Regions from separate parts of the Homo sapiens genome. Here region 1 is linked to region 2. A link is an interaction called in ENCODE POLR2A ChIA-PET data of the cell type or tissue named here. Cell type or tissue: Caco-2. All regions are shown on one strand. Links, peaks and the distances in the headings refer to the core of each region. The heading gives the core; the rest is flanking DNA. Region 1 has its middle 21 kb from the start of SNORD140. Region 2 has its middle 51 kb from the start of RBX1.

Region 1 (10,409 bases), core at 1,502-9,501, 50 kb before region 2:
ATCCCCCAGGCTGGAGTGCAGTGGCGCCATCTTGGCTCACGGCAACCTTTGTCTCTCAGGTTCAAGCAATTCTTATGCTTCAGCCTCCTGAGTAGCTGGGATTACAGGCACCTGACACCACAGTGGCTAATTTTTGTATTTTTAGTAGTGACAGGGTTTCACCATGTTGGCCAGGCTGGTCTTAAACTCCTGACCTCAGGTGATCTGCCTGTCTTGGCCTCCGAAAGTGTTGGGATTACATGCGTGAGCCACCACGCTCGGCCTAGACATACCTTTTAAGCCTCAATACTGTTCTTTGGTCTTCTACAAATGAGCCTGTGCTGAGCTTGAAGGTGGTAGCCACCTTCAATCCTTCTGAAACAGGGTTGAGAAGCCAACATCTTTACTCCCAGTTTTGCCTTTCAGCTCATAGCCCCTGGGGGAAGTTAAGTCTTACCTCTTGCTAAGGCTACTGCTCCCAAGCCACTCCTTATAAGTACTTAGATCTGAAATACCAAAGCAGATGGCTTTTTTTTTCAGCCCTGAAAATCTCTGCATTATAGAACTCTTGGGCCATTGTAATTGGGGATTACCAGCAGAGTACATACTTTTATATAGGTAAATACAAAAGACAAGTATAAATACATTTTGTTTATCTTTTTTCTCCTGTGTGATTTAAAAGACAACTGCATAAATCAAGAATTATAAATCTGTTGATGAGCACACAGCGTATAAAAATGTAATTTGTTTCAAGGACATGTTATCTAAGAAAAAAATGTAATTTGTGACAATAACAGCACAAAGGAGGTGGAAAACAGCCACAGAGAAGTAAAGTTGTAGTTTATTAATTGGAATTAAATTGCTATTAATCCCAGCCAGAGTGTTATACTACACTAGATCCCCCCCCATTTATCAGCAATTTTGATTTCTGTGGTTACCTGCCGTTAACGCCCTCTGAAAATATTAAACGGAAAATTCCAGAAATAAGCAATTCATGTTTTAAATTTCGAGCAGTTCTGAGTAATATGATGAAATCTCGCACCATCTCACTCCGTCCTGCCCAGGATGAGAATGATCCCTTTGTCCAGCTTGTCCAGGCTCTAGATGCTACTGGCCGTAACTTAGTAGCTTTCTCAGTTATCAGATTGTCTTGGGATTGCAGTGCCTGTGTCCAAGTTATCCTTATTCGGTTTAATAATGGTCCCAAAGCACGAGCGTGGTATATTGTTATAATTGTTCTATTTTATTGTTATTTTTGTTAATCTCTTACTGTGCCTAATTTATACATTTATAAATTAAACTTTATCATAGGTATGTATGTATATGAAAAAACATAGTATATATAGGGTTCAGTACTATCTGAGGATTCAGGCATCCACTGGGCCTCTTAGAACATATCCACGTTGGTGGTGAAACCCCGTCTCTACTAAAAATACAAAAAATTATCCGGGAGTGGTGGTGGGCGCCTGTAATCCCAGGCACCCGCTGAGGCAGGAGAATTGCTTGCATCCGGGAGGCAGAGGTTTCAGTGAGCTGAGATGGCACCACTGCACTCCAGCCTGGGCAACAGAGTAAGGCCCTGTATCAAAAAAAAAAAAAAAAAAAAAAAAGATTATACTGGGCGCAGTCGCTAACGCCTGTAATCCCAGCACTTTGGGAGGCCAAGGCGGGTGGATCACGAGGTCAGGAGTTCGAGACCAGCCTGACCAACATGGTCTCTACTAAAAATACAAAAATCACCCAGGTGTGGTGGCACACACCTGTAATCCCAGCTACTCAGGAGGCTGAGGCAGGAGAATCGCTTGAACACAAGAGGCAGAGGTTGCAGTGAGCCAAGATCACACCTCTGCATACCAGCCTGGCGACAGAGCGAGACTCTGTTTCAAAAAAAAAAAAAAAAAAAAAGATTGCAAGGGAATACTATGAACAGCTGTAGTCCAACAAATTAGGTAACTTAGATGAAATGGACAAATTCTAGGAAAAAAGTTACCAGAACTGATTCAAAAAGATACCAAAAATCTGAGTAGGCCTATAACAAGTAAAGACATCAAATTAATAATAAAAACTTGTTGGGTGCAGTGGCTCATTCCTGTAATCCCAGCACTTTGGAAGGCTGAAGTGGTTGAATTGCTTGAGCTCAGGAGTTTGAGACCAGCCTGGGCAACATGGCAGAAACCCGTTTCTACAAAAAATACAAAATTTAGCTGGACATGGTGGTGCACGCCTATAGTCCCAGCTACTTGGGAGGCTGAAGTGGGAGGACGGCGAGAGTCCAGGAGGCAGAGGTTGTAGTGAGTTGGGATTGTGCCACCTTACTCCAGCCTGGGAGATACAGCCAGAGCTTGTCTCAAAATAATAATAATAATAATAATAATAATAATAAACTCTCCATAAAGAAAAATCCAGGCCTAGATAGCTTCACTGGTGAATTCTACCAAATAGTCAAAGAAAAATTAATACCAATTATGGAATACTGAATAATGGCCCTCCCAAAATATCTATGCCCTAATCTGCAGAACCTATGAGTGTTCCTTTATATGGCAAAAGGGATTTTGCAAATGTAATTAAGAATCTCAAAGTGGGGAGATTATTTTGGAGTACATGGGTGGACCAGATGTGATTACAAGGGAAATTATAAGAGGGATGCAGAAAGAGTCAAGGTTCCAAAGCCATAGGAAGAAGGAAGCGGAGGTACGTAGAGTCTAAAAGAGAAGCTGCCACTTAGCTGGCTTTGAGGATGGAAGAAAAAGCCATGAGCAGCCTCTAGAAATTGGAAGAAGCAAGAAGCGGATTCCTCTCCTGCAGCTTCCAGGAGGAACCAGCCCTGCTGACACCTGGCTGCAGTTCTGTAAGACCCATTTTGAACTTTCAATCTCCAAAATTGTAAAAGAATAAATCTGTGGCTGGGCGTGGTGGCTCACACCTGTAATCCTAGCACCTTGGGAGGCCAAGGCAGGTGGATTGCCTGAGCTCAGGAGTTAAAAACACCAGCCTGGGCAACATGGGGAAACCCGGTCTCTACTAAAATACAAAAAATTAGCCAGGCGTGGGGGTGTGGGCCTGCTGGCCTGCAATCCCAGCTACTTGGGAGACTGAGACAGGAGAATCGCTTGAACCCGGGAGGTGGAGGTTGCAGTGAGTCGAGATTGTGCCATTGTACTCCAGCCTGCGTGACAGAGAGAGACTCCGTCTCAAAAAAAAAAAAAAGAATTAATTTGTGCTTTTTTAAGTCATTAAGTTTGTAGTAATTTGTTATAGCAGTAATAGGAAACTTCTACCAATTTACTTAATTTTATTTATTTATTTATTTATTATTTATTTTTTTTTGAGAGAAGTCTCGCTCTTATTTCCCAGGTTTGAGTGCAATGGCTCGATCTCGGCTCACTGCAACCTCCGCCTCCCAGGTTCAAATGATTCTGCTGCCTCTGCCTCCCACATAGCTGGGATTAAGTCACCTGCCACCACGCCTGGCTAATTTTTGTATTTTTTAGTAGAGACTGCGTTTCAATATGTTGGCCAGGCTGGTCTCAAATTCCTGACTTCAGGTGATCCGCCCGCCTCAGCCTCCCAAAGTGCTGTGATTACAGGCGTGAACCACTGCGCCCGGCCTATTTATTTATTTTTATTTATTTATTTTTTTGAGACAGAGTCTTGCTCTATCAACCAGGCTGGAGTGCCATGGTGCCATCTCAGTTCACTGCAACCTCCACCTCCTGGGTTCAAATGATTCTCCTGCCTCAGCCTCCCGAGTAGCTGGGATTACAGGCATGCACCACCACGCCCAGCTAATTTTGTATTTTTAGCAGAGACAGGGTTTCTCCATGTTGGTCAGGCTGGTCTCGAACTCCCGACCTCAGGTGATCTGCCCGCCTTGCCCTCCCAAAGTGCTGGAATTACAGGCGTGAGCCACCGCGCCTGGCCTTATTTTTTTTTTAATTAAAAAAATTTTTTTTGAAGAGATCAGGTCTTGCTTTGTTGCCCAGGTTGGTCTTGAACTCCTGCTAAAGCAGTCCTCCCACCTCGATATCCCGAAGTGCTGGAATTACAGGCATTAGCTACTGCAACAGGCCAATCAATATGCTTAAACCAATCTTTCACAAACTGTTACAAAAAACAGAGGAGGAGGGAACACTTTCCAATCATTGTATGATGCCGGTATTACTCTGATACTGAAACCACAAAAAGATATCACAAGAAAAGGAAACCACAGATCATTATCCCTTGTTCATTTAGACACAAAAATCCTGAATAAAATACATACTAGGAAACTGAATCCCACAATATATAAAAAGGGTTACAGGCCGGGCGCAGTAGCTCATCTCAGCACTTTGGGAGGCTCAGGCAGGTGGTTGCTTTAGCCCAGGAATTTGAGACCAGCCTGGGCAACATAGAGAGACCTTGTCTCTACAGAAAATACCAAAAAAATGAGCTAGATATGGTGGTGTGTGACTGTAATCCCAGCTACTCAGGAGCCTGAGGTGGGAGAATCATATGAGCCCAGGAGGTCAAGGCTGCAGTGAGCTATGATCTTGCCACTGCACTCTAGTCTGGTTGATAGAATGAAACCCTGTCTGTAAAAACAAAACAAAACAAAACAAAACCAGTTACACACCATGATCAAAGGAATTTATCCCTATGATGCAAAACTGGTTTAACATCTTGTGTAGAAAAGACTTAACGTGGTGGGCGTGAGACTGCTATCCTTAGAAATTCATGCTTTCAAGGTTGACCCTTGGTTAATGTCTGGAGAAATGGATTTCAGGACTCCTAAGAGTGGCTCACTGTGCCTAAACTATACAAACAATGTGGTTTATGCTAAATACTTGCTTTCCTTCTGTGAGTCTGCAACTTTGGTATGTGCTAGGCAGAGAGTGCATACGTGACCAGCCCCAATTTAACAACTTGGGCACTGAATCTCAAGTGAGCTTCTCCGGTAGACAACATTTCACGCATGTTATCACAACTTGCGGCTGGAGGAATTAGATATGTAATATGTTGACTCCACTAGAAGAGCACTCTGGAAGCTTGTGTCTGGTTTTCTCTGGACTTTGTCCCATGAGCTGTTTCCCTTTGCTGATTTTGCTTTGTATCTTTTCACTATAATAAATCTTAGCTGTGAAAATGACTACATGCTAAGTCCTCTGAGTCCTCCTTATAAATCATCCATCCTGAGAGCAGTCTTGGGGACCACTGACACATATTTAAAATCATTAGGCCGGGCATGGTGGCTCATGCTTGTAATTGCAGAACTTTGGGAGGTGGAGGTGGGCAGATCACTTGAGGTCAGGAGTTCAAGACCAGCCTGGCCAACATGGTGAAACCTTGTCTCTACTAAAAATACAAAAATTAGCTAGGTGTGATGGTGGGTGCCTATAATCCCAGCTACTAGAGAGGCAGAGACAGGAGAATCACTTGAATTCAAGAGGGGGAGGCTGCAGTGAGCCAAGATGGTGCTGCTGCACTCCAGCCTGGGTGACAGAGTCAGACCCTGTCTAAAAAAAAAATGAAAACTTTTGTATTTCAAGGGACATTACCAAGAAGCAAAAAGACAGCTGGGCGCGGTGGCTCATGCCTGTAATCCCAGCACTTTGGGAGGCCAAGGCGGGTGAATCATGAGGTCAGGAGATCGAGACCCTCCTGGATAACACGGTGAAACCCCGTCTCTACTAAAAATACAAAAAATTAGCAGGGCGCGATGGCAGGCGCCTGTAGTCCCAGCTACTCGGGAGGCTGAGGCAGGAGAATGGCGTGAACCCGGGAGGCGGAGCTTGCATTGAGCAGAGATCATGCCACTGCACTCCAGCCTGGGTGGCAGAGCAAGACTCCATCTCAAAAAAATAAAAAAGTGGAGAAAAAAAGAAAGCAAAAAGACAGCACACAGAATGGTAGAAAATCTTTGCAAATCATGTATCCAGAGTATTAGAAAGAATATTTATAATTCAATGATAAAAAGATAGGCTGGGTGCAGCGTGGTAGCTCACGCCTGTAATTCCAGCACTTTGGGAGACTGAGGCAAGAGGATTGCTTGAGCCCAGGAGTTCAAGACCATCCTGGGCAACACAGTGAGACCCTGACTCTATTAAAAAAAAATTTTTTTAAGACAATAACTTAATTTTTTTTTTTTGAGATGAAGTTTCACTCTTGTTGCCCAGGCTGAAATGCAGTGGCACGATCTTGGCTCACTGCAACCTCCGTTTCCTAGGTTCAAGAGATTCTCCTGCCTCAGCCTCCTGAATAGCTGGGATTACAGACATCTGCCACCACGCCTAGCTAATTTTTTGTATTTTTAGTAGAGACAGGGTTTCATCAAGTTGGCCAGGGTGGTCTCAAACTCCTGATCTCAGGTAATATGCCTGCCTTGGCCTCCCAAAGTGTTGGGATTACAGACGTGAGACACCGAGCCCGACCACAGTAACTTAATTTTTAAAATAGTTTTTAAACTATTTTTAGAGAAAGATTTTTTAAAGGATTTAATTTTTAAGATTTAAAACTTTTTAGAGAAAGATATCTCTAAAAAAAAAGATACATGAATGGACAATAAGTACATGAAAATAGTCTCAATGTCATTAGCCATTAGACCAAGTATTAATCAAAACCACAGTGAGATACCACTTCATACACATTAGGATGGCTATAATCAAAGACAGACAAATGCTGGTGAACATGTGGAGAAATTGCAACCCTCATACATTAGTGGTAGGAATGTGAAATGGTACATCACTGGGGAAAACAGTTTGGTGGTTTCTCAAAAAGTTTGTCCCGTGCTGATCAGTAGTGGGATCATACCTGTGAACAGCCAGCCACGGCACTCCAGCCTGGGCAACATGGCAATACCCTGCCTTTTAAAAAAAGAAGCCAAGTGCAGTGGTTCACTCCAGTAATCCCAGCACTTCGGGAGGCCAAGGCGGGTGATCACTTGAGGCCAGGAGTTTGAGACCAGCCTGGACAACATGGTGAAACCCCGTCTCTACTAAAAATACAAAAATGAGCCAGCGTGGCGGTGCCCATCTGTAGTCCCAGCTACTTGGGAGGCTCAGGCAGGAGAATCGCTTGAACCCGGGAGGCAGAGGTTGCAGTGAGCTGAGATCGCACCACCGCACTCCAGCCTGGGTGACAGAGCGAGACTGTCTTGAAAAAAAAAAAAAAAGAAAAAAGAAAGTTTGGTGGTTCTTCAAAAAGTTAAGCAGTTACCATATGACCCAGCAATTCCATTCCTAGGTATATATCCAAGAGAAATGAAAACATATGTCCACACAAAATTGTTTACATAAATATTAATAGCAGCATTATTTATAATAGTGAAAAACTGGAAACAGCATGAATGTCCATCACTAGAGTGGCTAAGGAAAATGTGGGATACCCATACAATGGAATATTATTTGGCTATTAAAAAGAGTGAAGTGGCCTGGTGTGGTGGCTCATGCCTGTAATCCCAGCACTTTGGGAGGCCAAGGTGGGTGGATCACGAGGTCAGGAGTTCAAGACAACCCTGGCCAAGGTGGTGAAACCCTGTCTGTACTGAAAAAAAAATACAAAAATTAGCCGGGCGTGGTGGCAGGTGCCTGTAGTCCCAGCTACTCGGGAGGCTGAGGCAGGGAATTGCTTGAATCCGGGAGGTGGAGGTTGCAGTGAGCTTAGATTGCGCCACTGCACTCCAGCCTGGGTGACACAGTGAGACTCCATCTCAGAAAAAAAAAAAAAAAAATTCTGGCCCCAGAGACAGGCACTAGCCTAGCTGTGTGACCTTGGTCAGTTTCCTCACCCTCTCTGAACTCCCATTTTCAGGAGGTTTAGGGAAATATTAGTAAAGTCTACCCCACTGACTTGTTGCAAGGGTTAGATGTGAAAACCCAAGGAAAGCATTTGGACAGGGCCTGGCCCATGGTGAGGGTTCCATAAAGAGCTGGCTGTTCCCTTCCTCTCTCAGCCCTTACTCCAAGGCACGTTCCTTCTTGGGTGACAATCAGGTAATGCCATGGGACAACAGGGCAGCAGCTCTGACAACCCACATGTTCCTGCAGGGCTGCACAAGGCCTCCTGAACAGCCTCTCAGCTCAGCCTGGCACCAACAGCCACGCAGCGGATTCAGACTTAGAGCAGAGCTTTGGGCCTTAGCTGGAGGGGGCAAGTGCATGTGTGTTGCAGGGAACAGCCCTCCTTAGCTTGCGTTGGTTTTCAGACTGGCAACATGATCGCCCCCTTGACCCCAAGAGGGAACAACTGCACTGGGTCCATCCTGTGACTTGCATCCCTCACACAGGGCCTGCTTAACCTTGAGCAGCTGCTGTGTCCACGGCCAACAGCTGGGCCCCACTGGGCCATAAATCACTGGCGACACTAAACAGGTCGGCATAGTCAGCGGCTGCTCCTCGCCATGGTGGGTGGGCTGCGGGAGCAGGCAGGGACTCAGAACTCACTCCCCTATAAACCCCATCCATGGTACTCAAGCCAGTGGTGGCTTTGTGTCTGGCTTTGAATCCTCGCTGGACAAATGCTTCCCTCGATAACCAGATGTCTGTAGACTCCACAGCGGAAGCAGCGTGGACTTGCAGGGGACGGACACATGGATAAGCCAAGTTGGAAACCGGCAGACAAAGTCTGAAATAAAGCCATTGTACCCACACTACAGGACCGCGGGGACACGCCTGTGCCTCCCGCATCCATCTTGCCTCTGCTCTCTCTGTGAAACCAGCATGAGCAGGAAGCACTAATCCGACAGATTCCACTAATGCTCAAAACACATGCTCCGCGCCTGGGCCCGCCCCCTGGCCAGCCATAGCCCGCAGCTCTCAGGCCACCAGGCAGAGGCCGGGAAAGTAGAGCCAAGAGGAATCGGAAACACAGCCCCAGGGAAAGGGAGCTGTGGTGCAGCAAGAGGCAGCTGGATTCTTCTCTTATCTGATGAGAGTGGATTCCGGGCTGTTCATCCACGTGTTTACTGCTCCAGTGCGATTCGCCTAGAAATGTCTATAATGGCATTTTCCCTTTAATATCGTAATAGGCACCAGAAAGGAGAATAGCATTAATGATTATGTTGTCTTAGGTACATAAAGGTAAAAAAACTGATGGGAGTGTGTGGGTGTGAAAACAAAAGTGCATGTCAACTAGTTACAACTGTCAGCACCTGTTTACATCTTTTTTTTTTTTTTGAGACAGAGTCTCACTCTGTTGCCCAGGCTGGAGTGCAGTGGCGCAATCTCGGCTCCATGCAGCCTCCGCCTCCCAGGTTCAAGCAATTATCTTGCCTCAGCCTCCCGAGTAGCTGGGATTATAGGAGTGCGCCACCACATCCGGCTAATTTTTTACTTTTAGTAGACACGCGGTTTCACCATGTTGGCCAGGATGGTCTCGAACTCCTGAGCTCAAGCGATCTGCCTGTCTCGGCCTCCCAATGTGCTAGATTTATAGGCGTGAGCCACCGTGTGCGCCTATGTTTACATCTTGAAAAGACTGGAAAGAAAAGCGCAAATGTGAATGTAGTTGTTTTAGGATGCTGGAATGATTTGCTTTTAATTGTCCTTGGCAAATCTAATCTATGGGGTCAGGATAATAGCGGCCCTGGGGGTGGTAGTGACTGGAAGGGTTTTTGGAGATTCAGATGGATCCACATGTGAGTTACAGGAGTCTGTTCACTTGATTACCAAGTTGAACACTTGTGATTTGTGTGCTCTTCTGTGTTATGCTGCAATAAAACATTTACTTTAACAGATGTTTGTGAGTGATATCTTTTTTGTAAACAACTTAAAATATTTCCAAAGAAACTCAAAAAGTGAAAGGAACATTAGGATTACCCAATCCAATTCCATTGCTATACTGAAAAAGAAAGGAAGGGTCAAAGAGAAACCAGTTACTACATTGTATATTTCAAAATTGCTAAAAGAGGACAGCCGTGTTGGCTCACGCCTGCAATCCCAGCACTTTGGGTGGCTGAGGAGGGAGGATGACTTGAGCCCAGGAGTTCGAGACCAGCCTGGGCAACGTTGTGAGTCTCTGTCTCTACAAAAAAATTAAAAAATTAGCTGAGTGTGGTGACACTTGCCTGTGGTTCCAGCTACGTGGGAGGCTGAGGTAGGAGGATCACTTGAGTGGGGCGGCAGAGGTTGTAGTGAGCTGAGATTGAGGCACTGCACTCCAGCATGGGGGACAGAGTGAGACCCTGTCTAAAAAAATAAAAATAGGCCGGACGCGGTGGCTGACACCTGTAATCCCAGCACTTTGGGAGGCTGAGGAGGGCGGATCACCTGAGTCAGGAGTTCGAGACCAGCCTGGCCAACATGGTGAAATCCCGTCTCTACTAAAAATACAAAAATTAGCCATACATGGTGGCAGGCACTTGTAATCCCAGCTGCTTGGGAGGCTGAGGCAGGAGAATAGCTTGAACCTGGGAGGCAGAGGTTGCAGTGAGCCGAGATCACGCCACTGCACTCCAG
Region 2 (10,409 bases), core at 1,324-9,323:
AGAAGCTACGGCAGGGCTTTGAGCATAGAAACAACACAATCTAACTTACATTTTGGGTTATTAGTCTTTTCTTCTTTTATTATTTTCAGAGACAGGGTATTGCTCTGTCACCCAGGCTGGGTTAGCCTTTAAAATGTAACTCAGGGGCTGGGCATGGTGGCTTATGCCTGTAATCCCAACACTTTGGGAGGCTGAGGTGGGAGGATTGCTTGAGGCCAGGAGTTCAAGACCAGCCTGGGCAACACAGCGAGACCCTCATCTCTACAAAAAATTTTTTGAAAATTAGCTGGGCATGGTAATGTGCACCTGTAGTCCCAGCTATTGGGGAATTTGAAGTGGGTGGATCACCTGAGTCCAGGAGTTTAATGCTGCAGTGAGCTATGATTGTGCCACTGTACTCTAGCCTGGGTGACAGAGTGAGACCCTGTGTCAAAAAAATAATAATAATAATAATTTTTTTTGAGATGGAATCTTGCTCTGTCACCCAGGCTGGAGTGCAGTGGTGCAATCTTGGTTCACTGAAACCTCTGCCTCCCAGGCCCAAGCAATTCTTGTGCCTCAGCCTCCCAAGTAGCTGGGATTACAGGAGCATGCCACCATGCCTGGTTAATTTTTTATATTTTTTGGAGAGAAGGGTTTCGCTATGTTGGCCAGGCTGGTCTTGAACTCCTGGCCTCAAGTGATCCACCTGCTTTGGCCACCCAAAGAGCTGGGATTACAGGCATGAGCCACCACTCCCAGCTTTAGATTATTAAAATAAAGGCTAACCCCAGCTGCCTGGATGAGCATAGACTGTAAAGAACAAGGGGAGAGAGGGGCAGAGAGAATTCAGTACTAGGTGCCAAGGGGGTAGCAGTGGTGGTGACAAATGGTTGGATTCTGGATACACACACACACACACACACACACACACACACACACACACACACACATATATATATATTTTTTTTTGAGACAAGGTCTCAGTCTGTAACCCAGGCTAGAGTGCAGTGGTGCAATCATAGCTCACTGCAGCCTGGAACTCCTGGGCTCAAGTAAGCCTCCTGCCTCCTAAGGTTCCTGCTCAAGCGAGGCTCCTGAGGCTCCTGCCTCAGCTTCCGGATTCTGGATATATATATATAGCTTTATTTCCTGAGGGGTTGGATGTGTAGTATGAGAGAGAGCCAAGGATGGCTGGAGGGTTTTGAGTCTGAAAAATGTAAGGAATGAGTTGCCACCAACTGAAACGGGCTAGGCTGGACATGAAAGAGGTTTGGGAGTGGGGTAATCAGGGGCTCAATTTTTTTCTGTTTTTGTTGTTGTTGTTGTTTGTTTTATTGAGACAGTCTCTCTCTGTCACTGCCCAGGCTGGAGTGCAGCGGTGTGATCTCGGCTCACTGTAATCTCTGCCTCCCAAATTCAAGTGATTCTCTTGCTTCAGCCTCCCGAGTATCTGGGATTACAGGTGTGTGCTACCAGGTCCAGCTAATTTTTTTATTTTTTGGTAGAGACGGGATTTCACTGTGTTGGCCAGGCTGGTCTTGAACTCCTGGCCTCAAGTGATCCATCTGTTTTTGCCTCCCAAAGTGCTGGGATTACAAGTGTGAGCCACTGTGCCTGGCCTGGAGCTCAATTTTGGATGTATTAAGATACAGATGCTGGCCAGGTGTGGTGGCTCACATCTGTAATCCCAGCACTCTGGGAGGCTGAGGTGGGTGGATCTTGAGGTTAGGAGTTTGAGACCAGCCTGGCCAAGATGGTGAAACCCCATCTCTACTAAAAATATAAACATTAGCCAGGCGTGGTTGTGGGCGCCTGTAATCCCAGCTACTTGGGAGGCTGAGGCAGGAGAATTGCTTAAACCCAGGAGGTGGAGGTTGCAGTGAGCCGAGATCGTGCCACTGCACTCTAGCCTGGGCAACAGAGCAAGACTCCATCTTAAAAAAAAAAAGAGATATAGATCCCAGTTAAACATGCACGTGAATATATCTAACGGGCAGTTGGATATTCAGGATCAGGCCGTGGAGTTGTTAGCACTGCTACGACTATTTTTTCTCCACTGTCATACTTGATCCTCACACCAGCCCAAGAGTAAGGCAGGGCAGGGATGATTCTCCCAGCTTGAGGGAATTAAAATTCTATGGAGAGTATATAACCAAAATAATTGAAAACAGGTATTCAAATACTTGTAGGCTGGGCATGGTGGCTCATGCCTGTAATCCTAGCACTTTGGGAGGCCGAGGCAGATGGATCACCTGAGGTCAGGAGTTGGAGACCAGCCTGGCCAACATGGTGAAATCCCCCTCTCTACTAAAAATGCAAAAAAATTAGCTGGGCATGGTGCCGGGCGCCTGTAATCCCAGCTACTCGGGAGGCGGAGGCAGGAAAATCGCTTGAACCCAGGAGGCGGAGGTTGTAGTGAGCCAAGATCGTGCCACTGCATTCCAGCCTGGTCGACAGAACGAGACTGTGTCTCAAAAAAACAAAAACAAAAACCAAAAAACCAAACAAATACTTGTACAGGAATGTTCATAGCAGCACTATTCGTGACAGCCAAAGGTGGAAACCACCCAAATGTCCATCACCTGGTGAAGGGCTATATAAAATGTGACGTGTACCCATGCAATGGACTATTATTCAGACATTAAGAGGAACGAAGGCCTGCTCCATAACAAATTGTTGATGCACCTCAAAAACATTATGCTGGCTAGGCACGGTGGTACATGCCTATAATCCCAGCACTCTGGGAGGCTGAGGCAGGAGGATTGCTTGAGCTCAGGTGTTTGAGACCAGCCTGGGAAACACGGTGAAAAAATACAAAAAAATACAAAGATTAGCCAGGGATGGTGGCACACACCTTTAGCCTCAGCTACTTGGGAGGCTGAGGTAGAAGGATCACTTGAGCCCGGGAGGTTGAGGCTACAGTGAGCTGAAATTGTGCCACTACACTCCAGCCTGGACAACAGAATGAGACCCTGTCTCACAAAAAACAAAATACCATTATGCTAAGTGAATGACGCATCACAAAAGGTCACATATTTTGTGATCCCATTCACATGAAGTGTCCAGAATAGGGAAATCCATAGAGACAGAAAGCAGATTTGTGGTTGCCTGGGGGTAGCGACGGGGGAATGAAGAGTGAGTGCTTAATGAGTATGGGGTATACTGTGAATATACTGATTCTGAACTGTACACTTTTATTTATTTATTTATTTATTTTAATAGTGATGGAGGGCGGGGCACAGTGGCTCACGCCTGTAATCCCAGCACTTTAGGAGGCCGGGGCGGGTGGATCACCTGAGGTCAGGAGTTTGAGACCAGCCTAGCCAACATGATGAAACCCTTACTTTACTAAAAATACAAAAATTAGCTGGGTGTTGTAGCGGGCTCCTGTAGTCCTATAGTCCTAGCTACTTGGGAGGCTGAGGTAGGAGAATCACTTGAACCTGGGAGGTGGAGGCTGCACTGAACTGAGATTGCGCCATTGCACTCCAGCCTGGGCAACAGAGCGAGACTCCATCTCAAAAAAAAAAAAAAAAAAAAAAAAAACAATAGTGATGGGGTCTCACCCCGAGCTCAAGCGATCCTCTCCACTCAGCCTCCCAAAGTGCTGGTATTACAGGTTTGAGCTACCATACCTGGCCACTGTACACTTAAAAATGATTAACTTTCTGTTATGTGAATTTCACCTCAATTATAAAAAGAAAGAAAGAAAAACAGAAAGCTCCATGGAGAACTTAACACCAGGTCCCTGGGACCCAGCACGATGTCGTGACTCCCACTGCCGTTCTCTACGAGGCCGTGGGTCTACGGACTGTGACCAGTTTTTTTTTTTTTGCTACAGGTTCTCCACCTGGTACAAGAAGAGTGGCCCAGAGAAAGGTCAGTTTAAGGCAACTGGATTTCCCAAGTCCCAAAGCAGGAAATCTGGTCTGACAAGCACGGGATTCTCGTCTGAAATTAGCCCAGCCCTGGAAAACCTGTGGCTGGGGGTTGCTGTCATCAGAAAGAACCTGTACTTCCGGGTTTGTTTTGGTTGGGAAGGAAGGAGCTGGAGCAGCCAACCTGGCTTCTCAGAGCTTCCATATTTAACCCATCAGGGCCCAAGGCTCCCAGGTGTAGAAGCGACTTTAGAGATACCTATGAGGAAACAGAAGCTCCAAGAAGGTAAAGACCTTCTCCCAGGCCACAGAGCCAGTAAATGGCTGAGCCAGGGTTAGGAGGAAGGAAACTAACATTTCTATAGCACGTGCCCTAAATCCAGAGCCTCACCCTGCAAAGGAGGTGTTAGTAACCCCATTCTGCTCATGAGATTCAGAGAAGCTTAGTGAGTGGCCGATATCACCAAGCTACTAAAAGGCAGAGATACTATTAAAATATAGGCCTACAGCTGGGCGTGGTGGCTCACACCTGTAATTCCAGCACTTTGGGAGGCTGAGGCGGGTGGATCACGAGGTCAGGCATTCGAGACCAGCCTGGCCAACATGGTGAAAATCTGTCACTACTAAATATACAAAAATCAGCCTGGCGTGGTGGCGTGTGCCTGTAATCCCAGCTACTCAGGAGGCTGAGGCAGGAGAATAGCTTGAACCCTGGGGGCGGAGGTTGCAGTGAGCCGAGATTGCGCCACTGCATTCTAGCCTGGGTGACAAAGCGAGACTCCATCTCAAAAAACAAACAAACAAAACAAAACAAAACCTGACTCTTCAACAATCTACAGTTCTTCCTGAGCCCTTATCTGCCATGCTCATCTATGTATCCCCAGTGCCTGATACTGAGGAGTGTTCAAAACTCATTTAATATCGGGAGATTTGCCGGATGCTGTGGCTCATGCCTGTGATCCCAGCACTTTGGGAGGCCGAGGCGGGTGGATCATGAGGTCAGGAGTTCAAGACCAGCCTGGCCAAGATGGTGAAACCCCGTCTCTACTAAAAATACAAAAATTACAGCGCGCCTGTAATCCCAGCTACTCGGGAGGCTGAGGCAGGAGAATCGCTTGAACCTAGGGGGCGGAGGTTGCAGTGAGCCGAGATCACACCACTGCACTCCAGCCTGGGTGACAGAGCGAGACTCCATCTCAAAAAAAAAAAAAGTATCGGGAGATTGAGGTGGGAGGATGGCTTGAGCCCAGGAGGTTGAGGCTGCAGTGAGCCTTGATTACACCACTGCACTCTAGCCTGGGCTACAAAGCCAAGCCCTATCTCAGAAGAAAAAAAAAAAAAAAAAAAAGAGGCATTTAATGAATGAATGAGTCACACCTTGCTCTTCCCACTCTGCCGCACCTCCATCCAGATTCACTCTGTTCAAAGTTGATAGATGTTCTGGGGCTTTCACATAGTTGTCATGGTAACTGAACTTTTAGAACTTTTAGAAATAACAGCTGCAGGCAATCCAGGACAAAAACAGTGGACCTGTTTCTTGCTAAACAGGTTATGGCTCTTCTGTCCAAGCTGACAAGGGTTAACACAAAGCAGCAAAGGCTAGAAGAGATTTCCTAACACAGCTTTACGGTTATTGGCCATTGTTATTGACCAAGGACCCCTTTGTTTGCCCCAATACCACCACCTTCACCACAGATCCATGTTTTAGAAAACTTGTCTATTGAGAATACCTGCCTTTAAGTGGTAACTAAGCTGTAACTCCACTCTTTACACATCAACAATTTTCAAGCTACTGTCAGAGCTTCATATCAGCAGGAGATCACCACCATTACCCCACTGAGCTAATAGCATTTTAGCTCAAAGCAGGAAATCTTGGAGCATTTTATTTTGCTAGTTAGTGCAAGCAAGCCTGTAGAATTTGGACTTCTTGAAATATTGAAAATACCTTCTTAAGACCATTTCTAACAAAATTAGAAATGAAATGAGAAAATAACCATAGCTACAAAGAACCCTAAAAGGACTGTGATTATTACACAAATAAATGAGAAAGCCTGGCCAGGCGCAGTGGCTCACACCCGTAATTCCAGCACTTTGGGAGGCCAAGGCAGGCAGATCGCTTGAGCTCAGGAGTTAGAGACCAGCCTGGGCAACATGGCGAAAGCCCGCATCTACAAAAAAATACAAAATATTAGTCGGGTGTGGTGGCGCATGCCACCTACCCAGCTATCCAGGAAGCTGAGGTGGGAGGATTGCTTGAGCCCAGGAGGTCGAGGCTGCAGTGAGCTGTGATTGTGCCACTGGACTCCAGCCTGGGGGACAGAGAGAAAACCTATCTCAAAAAAAAAAAAAAAAAAAGAAGATTAATTTGAAATAAAATGGAAGACCTACATTTTGACCCAGCAATCCCATTCTAGGAATTTATCTTACAAATATATTTGTATATTAATTCAACAGTTTTTTTTTTAGTCTGTGTTCTGCTAAATGCTATGCTTATATTTGCTTCTTTTTAAAAATTTTCTTTCTCTCTCTCTCTCTCTTTTTTTTTAATAGAGATGGAGTCTCGCTATGTTGCCTAGGCTAGTCTTGAACTCCTGGGCTTGGCCTCCCAAAGTCCTGGGATTACAGGCATGAGCCACCAAACCTGGCCCTTCAGCAATTATTATTTTAGTATCAGTTACCTTTCTGGTGCCAGGAATACAAATCAGTGAACAAGTTGGACAAAACCAAAACAAAACAGCAACAAAAACCCTTGCAATCTGGTGGTAGGAAACAGACAATAAACATAATCAAAGAGTAAATTATATATACTCTGTCTGAAGGTGATGATTGCTATACGAAAAAAATTTAACAGGATAGGGAGATTGAGAAGGCTGGGTGAGCCTCTTGGAGAAAGAAGGCAGTGAGGGAGTGAGCCATGTGAATATGGGTGGTGGGGAGGAAAGGGCAAAGTCCCTGTGGTAGGATCGAACCTGGTGTGTACACACAAAAGGAGTCATGCACAAGATTTCATTACAGTAATGGTGGTAACAGCAAAGGATTCAAAGTCTAAGTATTCATCTGTAAGGGACCAATTAAACAGGGTATGGTACATCTACCAATGGAATACTATGCAGCTATACAAAAGAATAAGGAAAATCTATGAAGTGTGAAAGGAAGATCTCTGGAATATATTGTTTAGTGAAAAAAAGCAAGGAGCAGAATAGATTATATGGTATGCTAACTTTGTGTAAAAAAAAAGGAGGGAAATAAATATTATAAAGATGCCAATTATTTCTCAATTAATTTATAAATTAATTGTGAGACCCCCCAAGAAACAGAAAAGCTGGTTTTAAGGACGAAGAGAATTCATAGCTGGGTGTGGTGGCTCACATCTGTAATTTCTGCACTTTAGGGAGGCTGAGGCAGATGGATCGCTTGAGCCCAGAAGTTCAAGACTAGCCTGGGCAACATGGCGAGATGCCATCTCTACAAAAAAAAAATACAAAAATCAGCCAGGCATGGTGGTGCGTGCCTGTAGTCCCAGCTACTTGGGAGGCTGAGGTGGGAGGATTGCTTGAGCCTGGGAGGTAGAGGCTGCAGTGAGTCACGATCACGCCACTGCACTCCAGCCTAGGCAACAGAACGAGACCCTGTCTTGAAAAACAAAAACAAACAAAAACAAAAGAACTAAGGAAATTGTTAAAGAGAAAGGAACAAGCCCAACCAGATATTAAAATATATTATAAAACCATTATAATTAGGCCTGGTGCAGTGGCTCACGCCTGTAATCCCAGCACTTTGGGAGGCCAAGGTGGGCGGATCACCTGAGGTCGGGAGTTCGAGACCAGCCTGACCAACATGGAGAAATCCTGTCTCTACTAAAAATACAAAAAAGTAGCCGTGCGTGGAGGCACATGCCTGTAATTCCAGCTACTCGGGAGGCTGAGGTAGGAGAATCACTTGAACCCAAGGAGGCAGAGGTTGTGGTGAACTGAGATCACGCCATTGCACTCCAGCCTGGGCAACAAGAGTGAAACTCCATCTCAAAAAACAAAAACAAAAACAAAAACAAAAACACAACTATTATATTAAAATACTTTTTGGGGGAACACAAATAGACAACATTAATAGAATACAAAGTCCTGAAACACACCCAAATACACAAAGGAAAGAATGGCTTATGCAATAAATCATTCTGGAATATTGAGTAGCCATCTGGAAACAATGCCTTTGTATCCTTCCTACATTACTTACACTAAAATAAGTTTCAAAGGCTCAACGATACACGTCTAAAACATGAAACCATAAAAGTAACCAGATTAAAAAAATTTATAATCTTGCAGTGGGATGGGCTTACTTAAGCATGACTCAAAACTCAGAAGTTATCAACTTTGACCACAGTAAAAATTTTAACATTTTCCAGGGAAAAATAATAGTCAAAAGACAACAAACTGAACAATAATATATGCAACAAATAAGACAAATTTCTGGCTAGGTGCCATGGCGCACACCTGTAATCCCAGCACTTTGGGAGGCCGAGGCGAGTGGATCACCTGAGGTCGGGAGTTCGAGACCAGCCTGACCAACATGGAGAAACCCTGTCTCTACTAAAGATACAAAATTAGCTGGGTGTGGTGGCGCATGCCTGTAATCCCAGCTACTCGGGAGGCTGAGGCAGGAGAATCTCTTGAACCCGGGAGGCGGAGTTTGCAGTGAGCTGAAATCGCGCCATTGCCCTCCAGCCTGGGCAACAAGAGCAAAACTCCGTCTCAAAAAAAAAAAATTATCCAGGTGTGGTGGCATGTGCCTGTAATCCCTGCTACTCAGGAGGCTGAGGCAGTAGAATTGCTTGAGCCCAGAGTCTCAAAAAAAAAAAAAAAAAAAAAAGGACAAATTTCTACTGCATAAAAAGGACTCCTTGGCCATGCATGGTGGCTCACGCTTGTAATCCTGGCACTTTGGGAGGCTGAGGCGGGCAGATCACTTGAAGTCAGAAGTTCGAGACCAGCCTCAATAAGCCTGTCTCTACAAAAACTACAAAAAATTAGTTGAATGTGGTGCCATGTGCCTGTAGTCTCAGCTACTTGGGAGACTGAGGCACAAGAATTGCTTGAACCCAGGAGGTGGAGGTTGCAGTGAGCCAAGATCGCATCACTGCACTCCAGCTTGGGTGACAGAGCAAGACTTTATTTCAAAAACAAAATAAAATAAAATAAAAAATGCTGGGTGTGGTGGCTCACGCCTGTAATCCCAGTACTTTTGGAGGCCGAGACGGGTGGATCACCTGAGGTTGGGAGTTCGAGACCAGCCTGGCCAACATGGTGAAACCCTATCTCTACTAAAACTACACAAATTAGCTGAGCATAGTGGCAGGTGCCTGTAATCCCAGCTACTTTGGAGGCTGAGGCATGAGAATTGCTTGAACCTGGGAGGTGAGGGTTGCAGCGAGCCAAGATCACGCCACTGCACTCCAGCCTGGGCAAAAGACTGAAACTCTGTCTCAAAAAAAAAAAAAAAAGTCCTGTAAACTGAAGTGCAAAAGAGTAAAATCCTATAGAAAAACAGTCATGGGATGTGATGTGAAGAAAGAATTCACTGAAAACAGGGTGGGCGCGGTGACTCATGCCTGTAATCCCAGCACTTGGGAAGGCCGAGGTGGGTGGATCGTCTGAGGTTGGGAGTTTGAGACCAGCCTGGCCAAAGTGGTGAAAACCGGTCTCTACTAAAAATACAAAAAAATTGAAATACTCTTTGGGGGAACACAAATAGACAACATTAATAGAATACAAAGTCCTGAAACACACCCAAATACACAAAGGAAAGAATGGATTATGCAATAAATCATCCAGGTGTGGTGGCAAATTTCTGTACTCCCAGCTATTTGGGAGGCTGAGGCGGGAGAGTCACTTGAACCTGGGAGGCAGAGGTGGCAGTGAGCTGAGATCGCCTGACTGCACACCAGCCTGGGCGACAGAGTAAGACTCTGTCTCAAAAAAAAAAAAAAAAAAGAGAATTCACAGAAAAGAAAATTATTATGGCTCTTAAATAAAGGGATGCTCAATTTCACTTAAATCCACAATGAGATTCCATTTACACTTAATGATTGGCAAAGATAAAAATGGTTTCATAATATAGATGGCTTGTATTCTATTTTTGTTGGACAGTTCTGATCTAGATAAAAACAAATCTGGCCGGGGGCGGTGGCTCACGCTTGTAATCCCAGCACTTTGGGAGGCCGAGGCGGGTGGATCAACTGAGGTGAGGAGTTCGAGACCTGCCTGGCATGGTGAAACAGTGTCTCTACTAAAAATATAAAAAACTAGCTGGGTGTGGTGGCGCATGCCTGTAATCCCAGCTACTAGGGAGGCTGAGGCAGAAGAATCACTTGAACCCGGGAGGCAGAGGTTGCAGCAAGCTGAGATCATGCCACGGCACTCCAGCCTGGGTGACAGAGCAAGACTCTGTCTCTCAACAAAACAAAACAAAATAAAACGACGAATCCCTCCTTGAGCACCTAAATTAATGAGCTTCAGGGCCTGGAGAACTGGCCTTCTGACTCCACCAGGACCA

Evidence for each region. Peaks named below come from ENCODE experiments on the same cell type or tissue, not always from the same donor. Only the 100,000 strongest peaks of a DNase experiment are listed, where the experiment ranks them.
Region 1: POLR2A ChIA-PET joins it to region 2 with 14 read pairs; 11 of 35 experiments call an interaction of 5 or more read pairs at or near these places.

What each region holds. Positions count from the first base shown.
Region 1 is chr22:41,047,331-41,057,739 of GRCh38, reverse strand. No RefSeq gene overlaps it. Among named protein-coding and RNA genes, the nearest start is that of SNORD140, 21 kb to the left of the region's middle. RefSeq lists enhancers at 7,589-8,397, 8,398-9,208. In Caco-2, for the core only: no CTCF peak of the experiment used is centred there; DNase peaks (open chromatin) are centred at 8,309 and 8,779; H3K4me3 peaks cover 706 bases.
Region 2 is chr22:40,996,795-41,007,203 of GRCh38, reverse strand. No RefSeq gene overlaps it. Among named protein-coding and RNA genes, the nearest start is that of RBX1, 51 kb to the right of the region's middle. In Caco-2, for the core only: no CTCF peak of the experiment used is centred there; DNase peaks (open chromatin) are centred at 3,953 and 5,313; H3K4me3 peaks cover 348 bases.